Linked DNA regions of Homo sapiens: region 2 is linked to region 1. A link is an interaction called in ENCODE POLR2A ChIA-PET data of the cell type or tissue named here. Cell type or tissue: B cell. All regions are shown on one strand. Each heading gives the region's core, and the rest is flanking DNA. Links, peaks and the distances in the headings are about the cores only.

What was found. ChIA-PET counts read pairs that join two places held together with the same protein. Peaks named below come from ENCODE experiments on the same cell type or tissue, not always from the same donor. Only the 100,000 strongest peaks of a DNase experiment are listed, where the experiment ranks them.
Region 2: POLR2A ChIA-PET joins it to region 1 with 6 read pairs; 10 of 35 experiments call an interaction of 5 or more read pairs at or near these places.

What each region holds. Positions count from the first base shown.
Region 1 is chr12:121,492,337-121,496,336 of GRCh38, forward strand. KDM2B (lysine demethylase 2B) reads right to left here. Exons shown (of 23, transcript NM_032590.5): 12 at 2,243-2,329. Among named protein-coding and RNA genes, the nearest start is that of MIR7107, 50 kb to the left of the region's middle. In B cell, for the core only: CTCF peaks have their summits at 2,037 (motif pointing right) and 2,236; a DNase peak (open chromatin) is centred at 2,035.
Region 2 is chr12:121,608,528-121,624,263 of GRCh38, forward strand. No RefSeq gene overlaps it. Among named protein-coding and RNA genes, the nearest start is that of KDM2B, 35 kb to the left of the region's middle. RefSeq lists a silencer at 6,520-6,569 and an enhancer at 11,837-12,131. In B cell, for the core only: no CTCF peak of the experiment used is centred there; a DNase peak (open chromatin) is centred at 10,504.

The DNA of each region.
Region 1 (4,000 bases), core at 1-4,000:
TATAGTGCATCCCCAGGCTGAAGTGCAGTGGCGCCATCTCAGCTCACTGCAACCTCCACCTCCCAGGTTCAAGCAATTCTCTTGCCTCAGCCTCCTGAGTAGCTGGGATTACAGGCGCGTGCCACCATGCCCAGTTAATTTTTGTATTTTTAGTAGAGACGGAGTTTCGCCATGTTGGCCAGGCTAGTCTCGAACTCCTGACCTCAAGTGATCTGCCCACCTTGGCCTCTCAAAGTACTGGGATTACAGGCGAGAGCCACTGCACCAGGCCTGTAATAAGTGTTTGAAATTGACCAGACTGCCCAACATGGCAAAACTCTGTCTCTACTAAAAATACAAAAAATTAGCTGGGCATGGTGGCGGGTGCCTGTAATCCCAGCTACTCAGGAGACTGAGGCAGGAGAATCGCTTGAACTCCGGAGGCGGAGGATGCAGTGAGCCGAGATCACGCCACTGCACTCCAGCCTGGGTGACAAGAGCAAAACTCCGTCTCAAAAAAAAAAGAAAAAAAAAGAAAAAGAAAAGTGTTTGAAATCTGTTACAGCATACTTTTTTCTTTCTTTCTCCTTTTTGTTTTGAGACAGGGTCTCAATCTGTTGCCCAGACTGAAGTGCAGTGGTGCAATCACAGCTCACTGCAGCCTCAAGCTCCTGGGCTCAAGCGATCCTCCTGCTTAAGCCTCCCAAATAGCTGGGACTACAGGCATGCACTATCATGCCTGGCTTTTTTTTTTTTTTTTTTTTTTTTTTTTGGTAGAGATGAGTTCTCATTATGTTACCCAGGTTGATCTTGAACTCCTGGGCTCAGGTGATCCTCCCCCCTCAGCTTCTGGAGTAGCTGGAACAACAGGCATAAGCCACCATGCCTGGCTTCAGTGTTTTTTACAATAGCCAAAAAAAACCCCAAAAAAATCAGAAATTAACAAAATACCTCTTGGGGCTACTGAAGTCACAAATAATATTTAGAGTGCACTAACCTCAGGTCAGCCCTTGTCTGAAGGGTTTTGCATGCCTTATCTCATTTAGTTCTGACAACCACTGAAGAAAGTCTTGGTATAACCCATCTTTATAATCAAGGAAAGTAAGGCTCAGGACACTATGTAACTTGTCCAAGGAAGTAGTGAAGCTGCGTGGAGGCAGACGGATGGTACAGAGATGACCTGATACATATGTATCCCACCTAGGACCGCCTTTGGAAGGGTGCTCACCAAAACTGTTTTCTCTGGATGGTGGACTTTGAGGTGAGCACTGGATGAAAATTTGGCCTCTGCTGCCAAACTGACCGATCTTTGTGTACTTGGCTGTCCTAACGGGTGACTTGACCTTTTCAAGCCTCAGTTTCCTCATCTGTAAAATGACAGTCACAACTGTCTACCCCACAGAGTTGCTGAAGCGTAAATAAGATAAGGGCTGTGGAGGTCCAGACAACAAACTGCTCCTACAAAGTCCTCAACAATACAGCCATTATTCCTCTTCCTCATGTCCTGGTCCTTTCCCGTTTGATTAGACATTTTTTTTTTATTTTATTTTATTTTATTTTTTGAGATAGAGTCTCACTTTGTAGCCCAGACTGGAGTGCAGTGGTGCAGTCTCTGATCACTGCAACCTCCACCTCCCAGGTTCAAGTGATTCTCCTGCCTCAGCCTCCCAAGTAGCTGGGACCACATGTGTGCACCACCATGCTCGCATTTTTTGTATTTTTAGTAGAGACGGGGTTTTGCCATGTTGGCCAGGCTGGTCTCGAACTCCTGACCTCAGGTGATCCACCCGCCTAGACTTCCCAAAATGCTGAGATTATGGCGTGAGCCACCGCGCTCGACCGATTAGACATTTTTATGTTGAGCATCAACCAGTTTTACACACTGAGAAAAAGTTCCTTTCAAAAGAGGAGAAGACAGCCCATGAAGCAATTAAAGGAAAAGGGAAAAGGAAGGGAAGAAGCAAGGGAGTGAGGGAAGGAGAGACAGAAAATCCACCTAACCACAGGGAAAGGCGAGGTGTCAGCACCCCCCAGTTTTCCAAGTGACCACCAGGCGGCACTGTTCGCAGTTCCCACAGCTAGGTAAAGCAACCCCCTTTTAAAAACAAAAACATGGAACAAATCACCAAAATCCTTCATCTTAACTGCGGTGCCTTCATCTCAGGAGGCCCCATAGCTACCCAAAAAGTCGCGGCTGTTCACCCTACAGGAGGTGGGAAGGAGGTGGGAAGCGGCCGCCCGCTGCAGGCAGGCTGCGTCTTACCTTTGGAGTCTTCTTTGGCCAAGTCACCACAGGGACCCCAGTGATGGCCAGACTAGGGTCATCATCTGCGTGCTCCTTCAGGACGTTCTGTGGCCAAACAAAGCATCCATATTAGCCCAGGGGGAAGGGGAGGTCTCTGAAGACAGCTGAACAGCAGACATAGTCCAGCAAGGATCACACTCCACAAAGTCAGCGCCTGGCCATTGACTCCACCACCACCCACACATTCAATAGAAACCAAGTCACTAGGGTCCCCTGGGGCCCACGAAACACACAACGTTCCCCTCTGCCCTCTACAAAATTTCTTTAACAAAGCAAATCACATACCTCCCTGTGACTTCCACGTATGTATCACCCATGATCACAGTTATGACATCTAGCACTTGTCCAGAGCGTCGGGGACTCACACACAAACTTTTTCTTTTTTTTTTTTTTTTGAGACAGAATCTTGCTCTGTCACCCAGGCCGGAGTGCAGTTGTATAATCATAGCTCACTACATCCTTGACCACCTGGATCAAGTGATCCTCATGCCTTAGCCTCCTAAGTAGCTGAGACCACAGGTGCATGGCACCCTCCCTGGCTAAATTTTTTTTTTTTTTTTAGACAAAGTCTTACTCTGTCACCCAGGCTGGAGTTCAGTGGCGCAATCTGGGCTCAAGCAACTTCTGCCTCTTGGGTTCAAGCGATTTCCCTGCCCCAGCCTCCCGAGTAGCTGTGAATGCAGGTGTGCACCACCACGCTGGGCTAATTTTTGTATTTTTAGTACAGACAGGATTTTGCCATGTTGGCCAGGCTAGTCTCCAACTCCTGACCTCAAGTGACCCACCTGCCTTGGCCTCCCAAAGTGCTGGGATTACAGGCGTGAGCCAACACGCCCAGCCATAATTTTTAAATTTTTTTGTGCAGACAGGGTATATGCCATGTTGCCCAAGCTTGTCTCAAACTCCTGGCCTCGAGGAATCCTCCCTCCTTAGCCTACCAAAATGCTGGGATTACAGGGGTAAGCCACTGTGCCTCATTTAATTCCTACCAAGCACTCTGGGAGGGCTGGGCGGTGGCACTACGGATCCTCTAATGTTCACAAATTTAACTACGTACTCAGCGAAGCAAACAAAACCAACCTCCAGACCTTGATGCCTTCATAGAGCCATGACTCCGTCCTTTAGTCAGCTTGCTACATGTACCCTAACCCTGCTGTGTGACGACGTGTAAATGTTTTTTGCAACATGGGCCCTAAATACAAGAAGATGCTTGATCTGGTCTGACTGAGGATGGAGTCACGTGGCCAAATTGTGGCAGAAAAATGGGCTGCGTTGGACGGACTGCCAGGCTGCTTGGCGATCTCCCACGAGGCACACTGTGTTCACTCTCGGTGAGCAGTTTGAAGGTTCTTCAAAGGGAATTCTCACTCTGCCAGACTTTGGCCTTGTGTGGCTGGACTTTAGAACATCATCCAGGTATAAAATGCTACCCAGCTGAATTATCTAACAGCTAACTTACAGGGGAGGTTACCAAGGCCCAGAAAGGCTCACAGGATTTTAGTGCTACCCCAAACTATGAAGACAGACCCCCAGAACCCCACTCTCTGGCACCAGACTTTCTGCCCCAGGACCACCCACATAGGGTTTTTTTTGGCTACATCCACACATCCACAGCACCCCACAAAAAAATGTGTTTAAGCACACACAGAACTATCACTGGCCCATTCTGATCCTGGACCACGGATTGTTGAATTGTACAAAAACATTTTTTCCGGA
Region 2 (15,736 bases), core at 8,276-12,275, 120 kb after region 1:
TAGGCAGGAACTAGATCACATCAGTCTTTCCCATGCTGGGGAAGGCGCTTGGATTTCATCCTAACTCAGATTCTCAGATGCATGGTCACTGGAGGGCTGTACACAGTGTGGCAGGCTGAGTAAATGTCCCCCAGGGATGTCCATGTCTTACTGTCTGGCACCTGTGAATATGTGACCGTATATGGATGAAGGGACTTTGCGGATGTGATGGAGTGAAGGATTTTAAGATTGATCCTGGATTACCTGGGTGGGCCCAGTGTAACCACAGGTGTCCTCAGGAGAGGTAGAGGAGGTCAGAGAAGCGATGTGACAATGGAAGCAGAGTCTGGAGAGGCGTGACCTGCTTTAGAAACAGAAGGGGCTGCACACTAAGGAATGCAGGCAGCCAGCAGAAGGGAAAAAGCAAGAAATGGATTTTCCCATTATCTCATTGGAGCCTCCAAAGGAACCAGCCCTGCTGTCACCTTAATTTTGGCCCCTGATGATTCATTTTGAACTTCTTACCTCTAGAACTAAGATAATGAATTTGTGTGTGTGTGTGTGTGTGTGTGTTTGTGTGTGTGTTTTGAGATGGAGTCTCACTCTGTCTCGCCCAGGCTGGAGTGCAGTGATGTGATCTCGGCTCACTGCAAGCTCCGCCTCCCGGGTTCAAGCAATTCTCCTGCCTCAGCCTCCCGAGTCGCTGGGATTACAGGCACCCGCCACCACGCCTGGTTAATTTTTGCTTTTTTTTTTTTTTTTTTTTTTGGAGACAAAGACTCGGTCTTGTCCCCCAGGCTGGAGTGTGATGGCGCAATCTCGGCTCACTGCAACCTCTGCCTCCTGGGTTCAAGAGATTCTCATGCCTCAGCCACCTGAGTAGCTGGGATTACAGGAGACTGCCACCACGCCCGGCTAATTTTTGAAATTTTAGTAGAGATGGGGTTTCACCATGTTGGCCAGGCTGGTCTCGAACTCTTGACCTCAGGTGATCTGCCCACCTCGGCTTCCCAAAGTGCTGGGATTACAGGCATGAACCGCCGCGCCCGGCCAATTTATGGTAATTTCTTACAGCAGCAATGGGAAACTAATACAAGCAGAGAAAGGACATGATCAGATTTATGTTTCAAAAACTATTTCTTGTTGCTATTACAGAATGGGCTTTAGCGGGATCAGCAGAAGCAGAGAGCCCGGGTGGGTAACTGCAGACGTGTGGGTGGGCAACAATGGCAGCCCGGATGTGATGGAATGGTTGCTGCTGGACGGAAGAGCTCAGATCTCAAGAAAATGCTAGGGGAGGCCGGGCGCAGTGGCTCACGCCTGTAATCCCAGCACCTTGGGAGGCCGAGGCAGGTGGATCACGAGGTCAGGAGATCGAGACCATCCTGGCTAACAAGGTGAAACCCCGTCTCTACTAAAAAATACAAAAAAAAATTAGCTGGGCGTGGTGGCGGGCGCCTGTAGTCCCAGCTACTCAGGAGGCTGAGGCAGGAGAATGGTGTGAACCCGGGAGGCGGAGCTTGCAGTGAGCCGAGATCGCGCCACTGCACTCCAGCCTGGGCGACGGAGCGAGACTCCGTTTCAAAAAAAAAAAGAAAAAGAAAAAGAAAATGCTAGGGGCTAGAACTGACTGGGTTTATTGATGAATTGGATATTGTGGGGAAGGGTGCAGTCTAGGAAAGTGACTGCAGCGTGACTCCTGGGGTGATCAGAACTACAATTTCTCCAGCTTCTCTGGGGCCTCACAGAGCCACACTGTGTTTGACAGGCTGTTCCCAGGATGCGGGTGTTTTTATGTGATTAGGCTGGAACTGTTCTCTGGGAAATAAATGCCCTCAGTCTAAAGGGCTTTTACGAGCCAGGGCAGGGGATTAAAGGCGGCCGGGCTGTGGAGAAATCCCAGGGTTAGGAGACAGCTGAGCATGGAGACTTTTAATCTAAACCTTAAACGTTTTTATTTTCCACTCCTTGAACTCAGGGTGTCACTTTAAATACATGTTTGGCAACATCAGCTGTTCTATTTTTCTTTTTAATTATACAAAGCGAGATCCTGGAAATGGCTCAGCCCCAGGCTGGGGGAGGCAAGGGAAGTTTGGCAATGGTAGGAGGCAGAGAAACCAACTAAAAATCTAGTGGATTTGAAATCCTTTTGAGGGAGCACAGAGGCCAAACTTCGAGCCACCCTGAACTTGGTAAGAGCTGCCCTGACTCAGGATTTCTAAAAGGAGACCGACAGACTCACCAGCTTAGAATGGAGAGAGGACAGATGGACACGTCTCCAAGACAAAAATATCACCAGCCCTAGCACTGTTCCTGTACCTCGAATTTATTCCCAGGCCCTGTCCTGTTAGCTCAGCTCTTTTCATTTCTTTTCTTCTTTCTTTCTCTTTCTTTCTTTTCTTTCTTTCCCTTTCTTCTTGCTCTTTCTTTCTTTTCTTTTCTTTCTTTCTCTTTTTCTCATTTCTTTTCCTCTTTCTCTCTCTCTCTTTTTTTTTTTTTATTAGAGGCAGGGTTTTACTATGTTGCCCAGGCTGGTCTTGAACTCCTGGGCTCAAGCGATCCTCCTGCCTCAGCCTCCCAAAGTACTGGGATTACAGGTGTGAGCCACTGTGCCTGGCCCTGTTACCTCCTTTCATCCTCTGAGCAGAAAACAGCTAACTAGGTTGTTCATGACATCTATGGGGTACTCCCTACTGTGTGCCAGCTGCTGGGCTCACCTGCTTACACGTGTTACACTGTTGTAGGCAGTCAGCTATTCTATAAGTAGGTGCTATTATTATCCCCGTTTTCTAGATGGGGAATCTGGAATCTCCAGAGAGAACGGATGGAACCCCCACACCCCAGTGTTGGGCCTGCACTTCTTTGCCCTTGGACCCCTCCCTTGCCTTTCTCTAGCCTTGCTCCAGATCACAGGGTGGCCAACCTTTGGCAGGGTGGCTTCCTGCACAGATGGACCAACTGGAGGCAGTGCCAGGAGCCTGGTGGGTGGGAGGAGCCTGGTGGTGGGAGGAGCCTGGTGGGTGGGAGGAGCCAGGTGGTGGGAGGAGGGGAATCCAGGGTGTTCCTACCCCTCTGCCTCAGGTGGGATCTCCAGCTCCACCTCCCACCAGACAGGTCCACTGTGGCTCTGGCTTCTGCCTGAGGACTCCAGTCCCTCTTCGGTACCAGAAACACCACCCCCTGCCTCTGTCCCTCCAACCCCAGGGTGATAGCAGTCCTCCTGCTGGGGCTAACCTGGGGGCTGCCCTTCCCCTGCCTGCCTTTTCCTGTAAGTCTTCCATTACCCCTGGAGCAATTCTCAGGATAAATGCTCTTAGTGTGGTAACTGTTTGTCCTGGTCAGATTCTCACAGATATACTACCTTCACTAAAGACTTACAGATCAGTCAATTCATTCAATCTGGAAGGCAGCAATCCTCTTTCTCTGAGCACAGCACATCCCATGAGAGGGAAGGTTGGAGCCACCATTTACTGAGCGCTGTGCTAATTGCCAGACAACTTTTCTTTCATGAAACACTCATAACAACCTCTTTGCCAAGTCCCATCAATATTCCCCTTTCACAGATGGGGCTCAGAGAGGCTGGGGTGCTTGCCCAAAGTGGCACAGTTACAAACTGACAAAACTGGGATTCAAATCCAAGAGTGCCTAGCTCCAAACTCTGCATAATGATCTAATCTCATCTGAACACACTTGCAGCCCCATTAGAATTCAACTTCCTTGGCTGGCTGAAGACCCCACCCCAAATCACTCCAGCCTCCTTGTATTCTTTTCTTCTTCTTTTTTTTTTTTTTTTTTTGAGATGGAGTCTCACTCTGTTGCCCAGGCTGGAGTGCAGTGGCGCGATCTTGGCTCACTGCAAGCTCTGCCTCCCAGGTTCACGCCATTCTCCTGCCTCAGCCTCCCGAGTAGCTGGGACTACAGGCATCCGCCACCACGCCCAGCTAATTTTTTGTATTTTTAGTAGAGACAGGGTTTCACCATGTTAGCCAGGATGGTCTCGATCTCCTGACCTCGTGATCCGCCTGCCTTGGCCTCCCAAAGTCCTGGCGTGAGCCACCGCTCCTGACCTGTTTTTTGTTTTTTGTTTTTTTTTTTTTGAGACAGAGTCTCACTCTGTCACCCAGGCTGGAGTACAATGGCCTGATCTCAGCTCACTGCAACCCCCGCCTCCTGGGTTCAAACGATTCTTCCACCTCAGCCTCCCGAGTAGCTGGGACTACAGGCGTACACCACCATTCCCAGCTAACTTTTGTATTTTTTAGTAGAGACAGGGTTTCGCCATGTTGCCCAGGCTGGTCTCCTGACCGCAGGTGATCCGCCCACCTCGGCCTCCCAAAGTGCTGGGATTACAGGCGTGAGCCATCACGCCCGGCCCCCCCAAAAAAATTTTTTTAAGTCCCACAAACTGGGTGGCTTAGGAGAGAAACTTATTGTCTCACAGTTCTGGAGGCCAGAAGTCCAAAATCAAGATGTCAGCAAGGCCACGGTCCCTCGGAAGGAACCAGGGAAGGACATGCCCCAGGCCCTGCTGCTCGAGCTACCTGGCTTGTAGACGGCCGTCTTCTTGTGTCCATTCATGTGGTCTTCCCTCTGTACATGTCTGTCTGTGTCTAAATTTCCTCCTTTGTTTTTGTTTTTTGTTTTTTGTTTTTTTTTTCTGACAGAGTTTCGCTCTTGTTGCCCAGGCTGGCGTGCAGTGGTGCGATCTTGGCTCACTACAACCTCCTCCTCCCGGGTTCAAGCCATTCTCCTACCTTAGCCTCCCGAGTAACTGGGATTACAGGCACATGCCACCACGCCCGGCTAATTTTGTATTTTTAGTAGAGATAAGTTTTCTCCATGTTGGTCAGGCTGGTCTCCAACTCCTGACCTCAGGTGATCCGCCCGCCTCGGCCTCCCAAAAGGCTGGGATTACAGGCGTGAGCCACGGTGCCTGGCTGTTTTTGTCTTTTTTGAGACAGGGTCTCACACTGTTGCCAAGGCTGGAGTGCAGTGTCACGCTCACAGCTCAGTGCAGCTTTGACCTCATGGGATCAAGCAATGCTCCTGCCTCAGCCTCACTAGTAGCGGGAACCCCAGACAAGAGCCACTGCTCCTTGCAAATTTCACACTTCTCCTTTTTATAAGGATATTAGTAATATTGGAAGAGGGCTGTATGAGTCTGTTCTGTCATTGCTATAAAGAAATACCAAGCTGGGCACGGTGACTCACACCTGTAATTCCAGCACTTTGGGAGGCCCAGGCCAGCAGATCACCTGAGGTCAGGAGTTCGGGACAAGTCTGGCCAAAATGGGGAAACCCTGTCTCTACTAAAACTACAAAACATTAGTCGGACGTTGTGGCAGGCGCCTATAATCCCAGCTACTCGGGAGGCTGAGGCAGGAGAATCGCTTGAACCCAGGAGGTGGAGGTTGCAGTGAGGCGAGATTGCACCACTGCACTCCAGCCTGGGCAACAAGCACAAAATTCCATTTAGAAAAAAAAAAAAAAAAATGAAAAGAAATACCTGAGGCTGGGCACCATGGTTCACGCCTGTAATCCCAGCATTTTGGGAGGCCGAGGCGGACAGATCATTTGAGGCCAGGAGTTCGAGACCAGCCTGGCCAACATGGCGAAACCCCCTCTCTACTAAAAATACAAAAATTAGCCGGGCGTGGTGATGCACTCCTGTAATCCCAGCTACTCGGGAGGCTGAGGCAGGAGAATTGCTTGAACCAGGGAGGTGGAGGTTGCAGTGAGCCAACATTGAGCCACTGCACTCCAGCCTGGAAGACAGAGCGAGACTCCATCTCAAAAAAAAAAAAAAAAAAAATACCTAGGCCGGGCACAGTGGCTCACGCCTGTACTCCCAGCACTTTGGGAGGCTGAGGCAGGTGGATCACGAGGTCAGCAGTTCAACCTGCCGGTCCAAGATGGTGAATCCTCATCTCTACTAAAAATACAAAAATTAGCTGGGCGTGGTGGCAGGCACCTGTAATCCCAGCTACTCGGGAGGCGGAGGCAGAGAATTGCTTGCACCCAGAGGCGGAAGTTAAAGTGAGCCCAGATCGCGCCACTGCACTCCAGCCTGGGCAACAGAGTGAGACTCTGTCTCGAAAAAAAAAAAGAAAAAGAAATACCTAAGACTGAGTAATTTATAAAGAAAAGAGGATGAATACAAAAAAATCAGCTGGGCGTGGTGGCAGTCGCCTGTAGTCCCAGCTACTCCGGAGGCTGAAGCAGGAGAATGGCCGTGAACCCGGGAGGTGGAGCTTGCAGTGAGCTGATATTGCGCCACTGCACTCCAGCCTGGGCGACAGAGCGAGACTCCGTCAAAAAAAAAAAAAGAAAGAAAGAAAGAAAGAAAAGAGGATTAATTGGCTCTTGGTTCGGAAGGTTGTGCAGGAAACATTGCAGCATCTGCTTCTGGGGAGGCCTCAAGAAGCTTCCAATCATGGCGGAAGGCAAAGGAGGAACCAGCCCTTCACATGGCGGGAGCAGGAGGAAGAGAGGGGCGGGGAGGTGCTATACACTTTTAAACAACCAGATCTCACTCACTGTCATAGCACCAAGAGGATGGTGCTAAACCATTCATGAGAAACTGGCCCCGTGATCCAATCACCTCTCACCAGGCTCCATCTCCAACACTGGGGATTACAATTGAACATGAGATTTGGGTGGGGACACAGATCCAAACGAAATAAGTGCCCACCCTATGACCTCATTTTAATTTGATTACCTCTGTAAAGGCTGTATTTCCAAATGAGGTCACATTCTTCGTTTTTTTTTGTTTGTGGTTTTTTTTTTTTTTTTTAGAGAGTTTCACTCTTTCGCCCAGGCTGGAGTGCAATGGCACAATCTCAGCTGACTGCAACCTCTGCCTTCCAGTGTCAAGAGATTCTCCTGCCTCAGCCTCCCAAGTAGCTAGGATTACAACAGTCGCTTGCCTTCACACCCAGCTAATTTTTGTATTTTTAGTAGAGATCGGGTTTCACCATGTTGGCCAGGCTGGTCTCCAACTCCTGACCTCCTGATCCACCCTCCTCGGCCTCCCAAAGTGCTGGGATTACAGATGTGAGCCACCGTGCCTGGCCACAGTCTTCTTCTTTTGTTTTTTTTTGAGACGGAGTCTCGCTCTGTCACCCAGGCTGGAGTGCAGTGGCGTGATCTCGGCTCACTGCAAGTTCTGCCTTCCAGGTTCACGCCATTCTCCTGCCTCAGCCTCCCGAGTAGCTGGGACTACAAGCACCTGCCACCATGCCTGGCTAATTTTTTGTATTTTTTTCATTAGAGACGGGGGTTTCACCGTGTTAGCCAGGATGGTCTCGATCTCCTGACCTCGTGATCCGCCTGCCTCGGCCTCCCAAAGTGCTGGGATTACAGGCGTGAGCCATCGTGCCCAGCCGGCCACATTCTTCTTTTTGAGGTGGAGTTTCACTCTTGTCTGCCGGGCTGCAGTGCAATGGCGCAATCTTGGCTCACTGCAACCTCCACCTCCTGGCTACTTTTTGTATTTTCAGTAGAGATGGGGTTTCACCATGTTTGCCAGGCTGGTCTTGAACTCCTGACCTCAGGTGATCCGCCTGCCTCAGTCTCCCAAGGTGTTGAAATTACAGGCGTGAGCCACTGCGCCCAGCCCCAAATGAGGTCACATTCTGAGGTACTGAGGTTTAGGACTGCAATGTCTTTTTTGGGGGGACACAGTTTAACCTTTAAGAGTCCAACCTGATCTCATGTGTCTGATCTCTGCAGTGTGGCCTGCTTTGCTAATAGAGGATGTCAGACCGTCCAGGAAAATGATCCTGCTGACACCCACCAAGTTAAGGGATATAGTGATTCTCCAAGGCATATGTGTATTGACAAAATTTACCCCAACATTCTGTACAGCAAATTCAGTTTTGAAAAAGGAGAACTAGACTAGGCGTGGTGGCTCATGCCTGTAATCCAGCACTTTGGGAGGCTGAGGTGGGTGGATCACCTGAGGTCACGAGTTCAAGACCAGCCTGACCAACATGTAGAAACCTCGTCTCTACTAAAAATGTAAAAATTACCCGGGCGTGGTGGTGCATGCCTGTAATCCCAGCTACTCGGGAGGCTGAGGCAGGAGAATCACTTGAATCCAGGAGGTGGAGGTTGCAGTGAGCTGAGATCATGCCATTGCGCTCCAGCCTGGGCAACAAGAGCAAAACTCCGTCTCAAAAAAAAAAAAAAAAAAAGAAAGAAAGAAAAGAAAAGAAAAAGAGAACTAGGCTGGGTAGGTTAGCTCACGCCTGTAATCCCAGCATTTTGGGAGGCCATGGCAGGAGGATCGCTTGTGTCCAGGAGTTTTGAGACTGGCCTAGGCAACATATTAGATCCCATCTTTATAAATAATAAAAAATTAGCCAGGTGTGGTGGTGTGTGCATGTAGTCTCAGCTACTTGGCAGGCTGAGGTGGGAGGGTCACTTGAACCCAGGAGGTCAAGGCTGCAGTGAGCCATAATCGTGCCTCTGGACTCCAGTCTAGGCAACAGAATGAAACTTCATCTCAAAACAACAACAACAAAAAAGAAGCTGGTCACAGTGGCTCTAGCCTTTAATCCCAGCACTTTGGGAGGCTGAGGCAAGCGGATCGCTTGAGCCCAGGAGTTCAAGACCAGCCTGGGCAACGTGGCAAGACCCCCTGTCTCTACAAAAAAAAAAAAAAAAAAAAAAACACAAAAATTAGCCAGATGTGGTGATGCAGGCCTGTAGCCCTAGCTACTTGGGAGGCTGAGCTGAGAGGATCACTTGCACCCGGGAGGCAGAGGTTATAGTGGGCTGAGATTGTGCCACTGCACTCCAGTCTGGGCAAGAGACCAAGACCCCTGTGAAAAAAAAAGAAGGAAGGAAGGAAGGGAGGAAGGGAGGGAGGGAACAAGTTGAAGGTCTTACCTCTACCTGACTTTAAGACTTATTTTGAGGCCGGGCGTGGTGACTCATGTCTGTAATCTCAGCACTTTGGGAGGCTGAGGTGGGTGAATAACCTGAGGTCAGGAGTTCCAGACCAGCCTGGCCAACACGGCGAATCCCTGTTTCTACTAAAAATACAAAAATTAGCTGGATGTGGCAGCAGGCACCTGTAATCCTAGCTACTCGGGAGGCTGAAGCAGGAGAATCGCTTGAACCCGGGAGCCGAGGTTGCAGTGAGCCCAGAACGTGCCATTGCACTCCAGCCTGGGCAATAGAGAGAGACTCTGTCTTAAAAAAGAGACTTTTTTTTTTGAGACAGGGTCTTGCTCTGTCACCCAGGCTGAAGTGTAGTGGCCCCGTCTCGGCTCACTGCAACCTCCACCTCCCAGGTTCAAGCAATTCTCCTGCCTCAGCCTCCCGAGTAGCTGGGACTACAGGTGCGTGCCACCACATCCGGCTAATTTTTGTATGTTTAGTAGAGACAGGATTTCACTGCGTTGACCAGGCTGGTCTCAAACTCCTAACCTCGTGATCCGCCCGCCTCGGCCTCCCAAAGTGCTGGGATTACAGGCGTGAACCACCATGCCCGGCCGAGACTTTTTTTTTTTTAATTTTGAGGAATTTATGGGGTTTTTTTTCCCCAAGACTTATTTTATTTTTATTTATTTATTTATTAATTTATTTACTTTTTTTTTTTTTTTTGAGATGGAGTCTCACTCTGTCACCCAGGCTAGAGTGCAATGGCGCGATCTCAGCTCACTACAAGCTCTGCCTCCCGGGTTCATGCCATTCTCCTGCCTCAGCCTCCAGAGTAGCTGGGACTACAGGCGCCTGCCACCACGCCTGGCTAATTTTTTGTATTTTTAGTAGAGATGAGGTTTCACCGTGTTAGCCAGGATGGTCTCGATCTCCTGACCTTGTGATCGGCCCGCCTCGGCCTCCCAAAGTGCTGGGATTACAGGCATGAGCCACTGCGCCCGGCCAATTTATTTACTTTTGAGACGGAGTCTTACTCTGTCGCCCAGTATGGAGTGCAGTGGCGTGACCTCGGCTCACTGCTACCTCCGTCTCCCGGGTTCAAGGGTTCTCCTGCCTTAGCCTCCCAAATAGCTGGGACTACAGGTGCGGGCCACCATGCCCAGCTAATTTTTGTATTTTTAGTAGAGATGAGGTTTCACCATGTTGGTCAGACTGGTCTCAAACTCCTGACCTCAAGTGATCCGCCCACCTTGGCCCCCCCAAAGTACTGGGGTTACAGGTGTGAGCCACCACGCCCTGCCCCCAAGATTTACTTTAAACCTAGAGTAATCAACACAGTATCTATTGGCATGAGAGTAGACAAATAGATCCACAGACTAGAATAGAGAGTTCAGAAACAGTCTGTCATGTATAGTAGTCACGTGATTTTTGACAAAAATGTCCATGCATTTCAGTGGGGAAAGCTTGCTTCACTCAAAAATCTGTATTTGATTGATGGGCTATAGGCTCAGCTACTTGAGAAGCTGAGGCAGGAGTGAGAATCACTTGAGTCATGAATTTGAGGCTGTAGTGTGCAATGATCACACCTATGAAGAGCCACTGCACTCCAGCCTGGGCAACAGAGCAAGACCTTGTCTCTAAGAAAAAAACAGAAATAGAAAAAAATCAGTATGACACGGATCACAGACCTAAACATACAAGCAAAAACACTTTTATTTTTGGCGGGGTGGGTGGAGGGTAGAGACAGGGTTCCACTATGTTGCCCAGGCTGGTCTCAAACCTCCTGGTCTCAAGTGATCCTCTCGACCTGGCCTCCCCAGGTGCTGAGATTATAGGCATGAGCCACCATGCCTGGCCTAAAACTTTTAAAAGAAAACACAGGTGAATATCTTCGTGACCTTGTGGTTGGCAAAGATTTCTTTTTTTCTTTTTTTTTTTTTTTAAATAGAGTCTTACTCTATGGCCCAGGCTGGAGTGTAATGGTGTGATCTCAGCTCACTGCAACCTCCGCCTCTTGGGTTCAAGTGATTCTTGTGCCTCAGCCTCTTGAATAGCTGGGATTACAGGCATGTGCCACCATGCCCGGATAATTTTTGTATTTTTAGTAGAGATGCAGTTTCACCATGCTGGCCAGGCTGGTCTCGAACTCCTGACCTCAGGTGATCCGTCCACCTCAGCCTCCCAAAATGCTGGGATTACAGGCATGAGTCACCGCGTCGTCAGCAAAGATTTCTTATCCAGGCCAGAAAAAGTTCTCACTTTTAAAGGCATGGGCACAAACTCAGACCCAACAAAGACTTCTGACCAGTGAGGGGGTAGGAGTGGAGGGAGGAAGAATGAGCACTATAAGCCCAGAAACTGGAGAGCAAGGAGACAGAGTTCACACTCCCCTGGCATAGTCTAAGCTCCAGAGTCAGAGAACCATTCTGAGACCAACACCAGGGCTCACCAACCCGACCCCATTCTGCATTTTGTAACCAGCCCCCTGACAGTGTCTCACTTGGTTTCCAGCCTCCTTCACCCCAATTCTTTGACCATGAAAACCTTCAAGATCACTCACAAAAGCTGCCTCCCAGATGTCTTGTGGAGCTGGCACCAGGGCTGGCTGGCAGAGGGATTTCATGCATTCTGAGTCAGGACACAAGGAAGGACTGACAGGGAAGCTGCCCCCAGCTCCATACAAGGACAACTTTTGAAGTATCAGACAACCAATCAGACATGCTCAGCTTCTAGAAGGAGTGAGCTTCCCATCGCCAGGGGTATGAAAACATTGTTCTAGCCGGGCTTGGTGGTGCATGCCTGTGGAGCCCAGGAGTCCGAATGCAGCCTGGGTAACACAATGAGACCCCTGTCTCCCCACCACCAAAAAAAAAAAAAAAACTGTGGGGAAAAGTTAGTAACCATGGACCCCTCTAGGATCCTGGGGCAGGAGGCAGGGATGGTCCAGACACCCCACCCAAGTTTTTATTACTTGTGATCTGTGCAGATGGGGAAATTCAAACCACACAGAATATTAGGAGAGGGGTGAGGAGCGTGACATAGTAGCTGGGGAAAGGAAACCCTCACCACCCCAAAGCCCCCTCTGAGTCACCACTCCCAGATCCTTTTGTTCCTCTAAAATCAGCAAATCTCTCCTCCCAGCTTCCGGCCTCTTCCCCCTCCAGACCTCAGGCCCTCTTAGCTGCTAAATGTTGTGTGTTCCTAGTCCTGAACTGGGGGTTTCTGGGAACCAAGGACATTGCATTGTTTTGTTCATTGAACCTGTTTCCATTGGCAGTAGCCAGTGGGAGGCCCTGGGGTGATAGCGACGTGATTGATTGATTGATTGATTTTGAGAGACTGAGTCTCCCTCTGTCGCCCAGGCTGGAGTTCAGTGGCAGGATCTCGGCTCACTGCAACTTTCGCCTCCTGGATTCAAGCAATTCTTCTGCCTCAGCCTCCGGAGTAGCTGGGATTACAGGCCTGGCCACCACACCCAACTAATTTTTTCTTTTTTGAGATGGAGTCTAGCTCTGTCACCCAGGCTGGAGTGCAGTGGTGTGATCTCGGCTCATTGCAACCTCTGCCTCCCGGGTTCAAGCAATTTTCCTGCCTCAGCCTCCCAAGTAGCTGGGACTACAGGTGTGTGCCCCCACGCTCGACTAATTTTTGTATTTTTAGTAGAGACGGGGTTTCACCATGTTGGCCAGACTGGTCTCAAACTCCAGACCTCGTGATCTGCCCGCCTTGGACTCCTAAAGTGCTGGGATTACAGGTGTGAGCCACCGCGCCCGGCTAATTTTTTCTTATTTTGACACAGGGTCTTACTCTGTCGCCCAGGCTACAGTGCAGTGGCGTGATCTCTGCTCACTCCAACCTCTGCCTGCCGGGTTCAAGCACTTCTTCTGCCTCAGCCTCCCAAGTAGCTGGGATTATAGGCATGCACCACCAAGCCCGGCTAATTTTTGTATTTTTAGAAGAGATGGGCTTTTACCATGTTGACCAGGCTGGTCTTGAACTCCTGACCTCAGGTGATCCACCTGCCTCAGCCTCCGAAAGGGCTGGAATTACAGGCGTGAGTCACCGTGCCCGGCCTAATTTTTGTATTTTTAATGGAGACGGAGTTTCGCCATGTTGGCCAGGCTGGTCTCAAACTCCTGACCTTAAGTGATCTACCGCCTCGGCCTCCCAAAGTGTTGGAATTATAAGCATGAGCCACCACACCTGGCCCATGATTCATTTATTTATTTAGTTGTTTTTTCTTTGAGACAGGATCTCGCTTTATTGCCTAGGTTGGAGGACAGTGGTGTGATCACCGCAGCTTCATTCCAAGAAGCTGGGAGTACAGGCTCACGCCACCACATCTGGTTTATTTATTTATTTATTGAGACAGAGTATTGCTTTTATTGCCCAGGCTGGAGTGCAATGGCATAATCTCATCTCATCGCAAACTCCACCTCCCGGGTTCAGGCGGTTCTCCTGCCTTAGCCTCCCAAGTAGCTGGGATTACAGGCATGCGCCACCACACCAGCTAATTTTTGTATTTTTAGTAGAGACGAGGTTTCTCCATGTTGGTCAGGCTGGTCTTGAACTCCTGTCCTCTCAGGTGATCCGCCCACCTCAGCCTCCCAAAGTGCTGGGATTACAGGTGTGAGCCACCGTGCCTAGTCTTATTTATTTATTTATTTGGAGACAGAGTCTCGCTCTGTCGCCCAGGCTGGAGTGCAGTGGCACCATCTTGGCTTACTGCAAGCTCCGCCTCCCGGGTTCACGCCATTCTCCTGCCTCAGCCTCCCAAGTAGCTGGGACTACAGGCGCCCGCCACCACACCCAGCTAATTTTTTTGTATTTTTAGTAGAGACGGGGTTTCACCGTGTTAGCCAGGATGGTCTCAATCTCCTGACCTCGCGATCCGCCGGTTTCAGCCTCCCAAAGTGCTGGGATTATAGGTGTGAGCCACCGCGCCTGGCCTTTTTTTTTTTTTTTTTTTTTAAGTAGAGATGTGCTACTGCACTCCAGCCTGGGTGACTATTGAGACCCTGTCTCAATAAATAAATAAATAAATAAATAAATAAATAAATAAATAAATAAGGCCAGGCGCAGTGGCTCACATCTGTAATCCCAGCACTCTGGGAGGCTGAGGCAGGCAGATCATCTGAGTTCAGGAGTTCGAGACTAGCCTGGACAACATGGTGAAACCCTGTCTCTACTAAAAATATAAAAAATTAGCTGGGTGTGCTGGTGGGCACCTGTAATCCTAGTTACTCAGGAGGCTGAGGCAGAAGAATCGCTTGAACCTAGGAATTGGAGGTTGCAGTGAGCTGAGATTGAGCCACTACGCTCTAGCCTGGGGGACAGAGCGAGACTCCATCTTAAAAATAATAAAAATAAAAATAAAATAAAATGTTTAAATACGTTGGGCACAATGGTTTACACCTGTAATCCCAGCACTTTGGGAGGCTGAGATGGGTGGATCACTTGAGGTCAGGAGTTCGAGACCAGCCTGGCCAACATGGTGAAACCCTGACTCTACTAAAAATACAAAAAATTAGCTGGGTGTGGTGATGGACACCTGTAATCCCAGTTATTTAGGAGGCTGAGCCAGAATAATCGGTTGAACCCAGGAGGCGGAGGTTGCAGTGAGCCGAGATCGAGCCACTGCACTGCAGCCTGGGGAACAGAGAGAGACTCTGTCCTAAAATAATAATAAAATAAAATAAAATGTTTGAATAGGCTGGACACAGTGGCTCATGCTTGTAATTCCAGAACTTTGGGAGGCCCAGATGGGAGGATCCCTTGAGCCCAGGAGTTTGAGACCAGCATGCTCAACATGGGGAGACGCTGTCACTATTATTTTTTATTGGAGACGGAGTCTCCCTCTGTCGCCCAGGCTTGAGTGCAGCAGCCTGATCTCAGCTCACTGCAACCTCTGCCTCCTGCGTTCAAGCAATTATCCTACCTCAGCTTCCCCAGTTGCTAGGATTATAGGCGTGCCCCATCATACCTGGCTAATTTTTTTTGTATTTTTAGTAGAGATGGGGGTTTCACCATGTTAGCCAGGCTGGTCTCGAACTCCTGACCTTAGGTGATCCACCCGCTTGGGCCTTCCAAAGTGTTGGGATAACAGGTGTGAGCCACCGCGCCTGGCCACACTTTTTTTTTTTTTTAATGCTTAAACAGATGAACAGGTCAACTAAATAAGCTAGATGATTTCAGATGCTGTAGTGATCACAGCTATAAAGGGAAGAAATCAGGATGAGGTGACAGATTGTGACACCGGGGCTACTTCAATAGAGGGAAGGTCTCTCAGGAGGTGCTATTTGAGCTGAGACACAAATGTTGAGTGAAAGGGGTAAGAAGTACAAAGGCGGGCCATGGCGCGGTGCGTCACGCCTGTAATCCCAGCACTTTGGGAGGCTGAGGCGGGTGGATCACCAGGTCAAGAGATCGAGACCATCCTGGTCCATATGGTGAAACCCCGTCTCTACTAAAAATACCAAAAATAGCTGGGCGTGGTGGCGCGCGCCTGTAGTCCCAGCTACTCGGCAGGCTGAAGCAGGAGAATTGCTTGAACCCGGGAGGCGGAGGTTGCAGTGAGCCGAGATCGCTCCACTGCACTCCAGCCTGGTGACAGAGTGAGACTCCGTCTCAAAAAAAAAAAAAAAAAAGTACAAAGGCCACCAGGGAAACAAAGCCAGTAGGGTGAGATTTCAAATTCCAAATTCCCCAATTTTTTTTTTTTTTTTTGAGAGGGACTCTCGCTCTGTCGCTCAGGCTGGAGTGCAGTGGCTCGATCTCGGCTCACTGCAAGCTCCGCCTCCCAAGTTCAAACGATTCTCCTGCCTCAGCCTCCCTGGTAACTGGGACTAGGGAGTCACCTGACTAATTT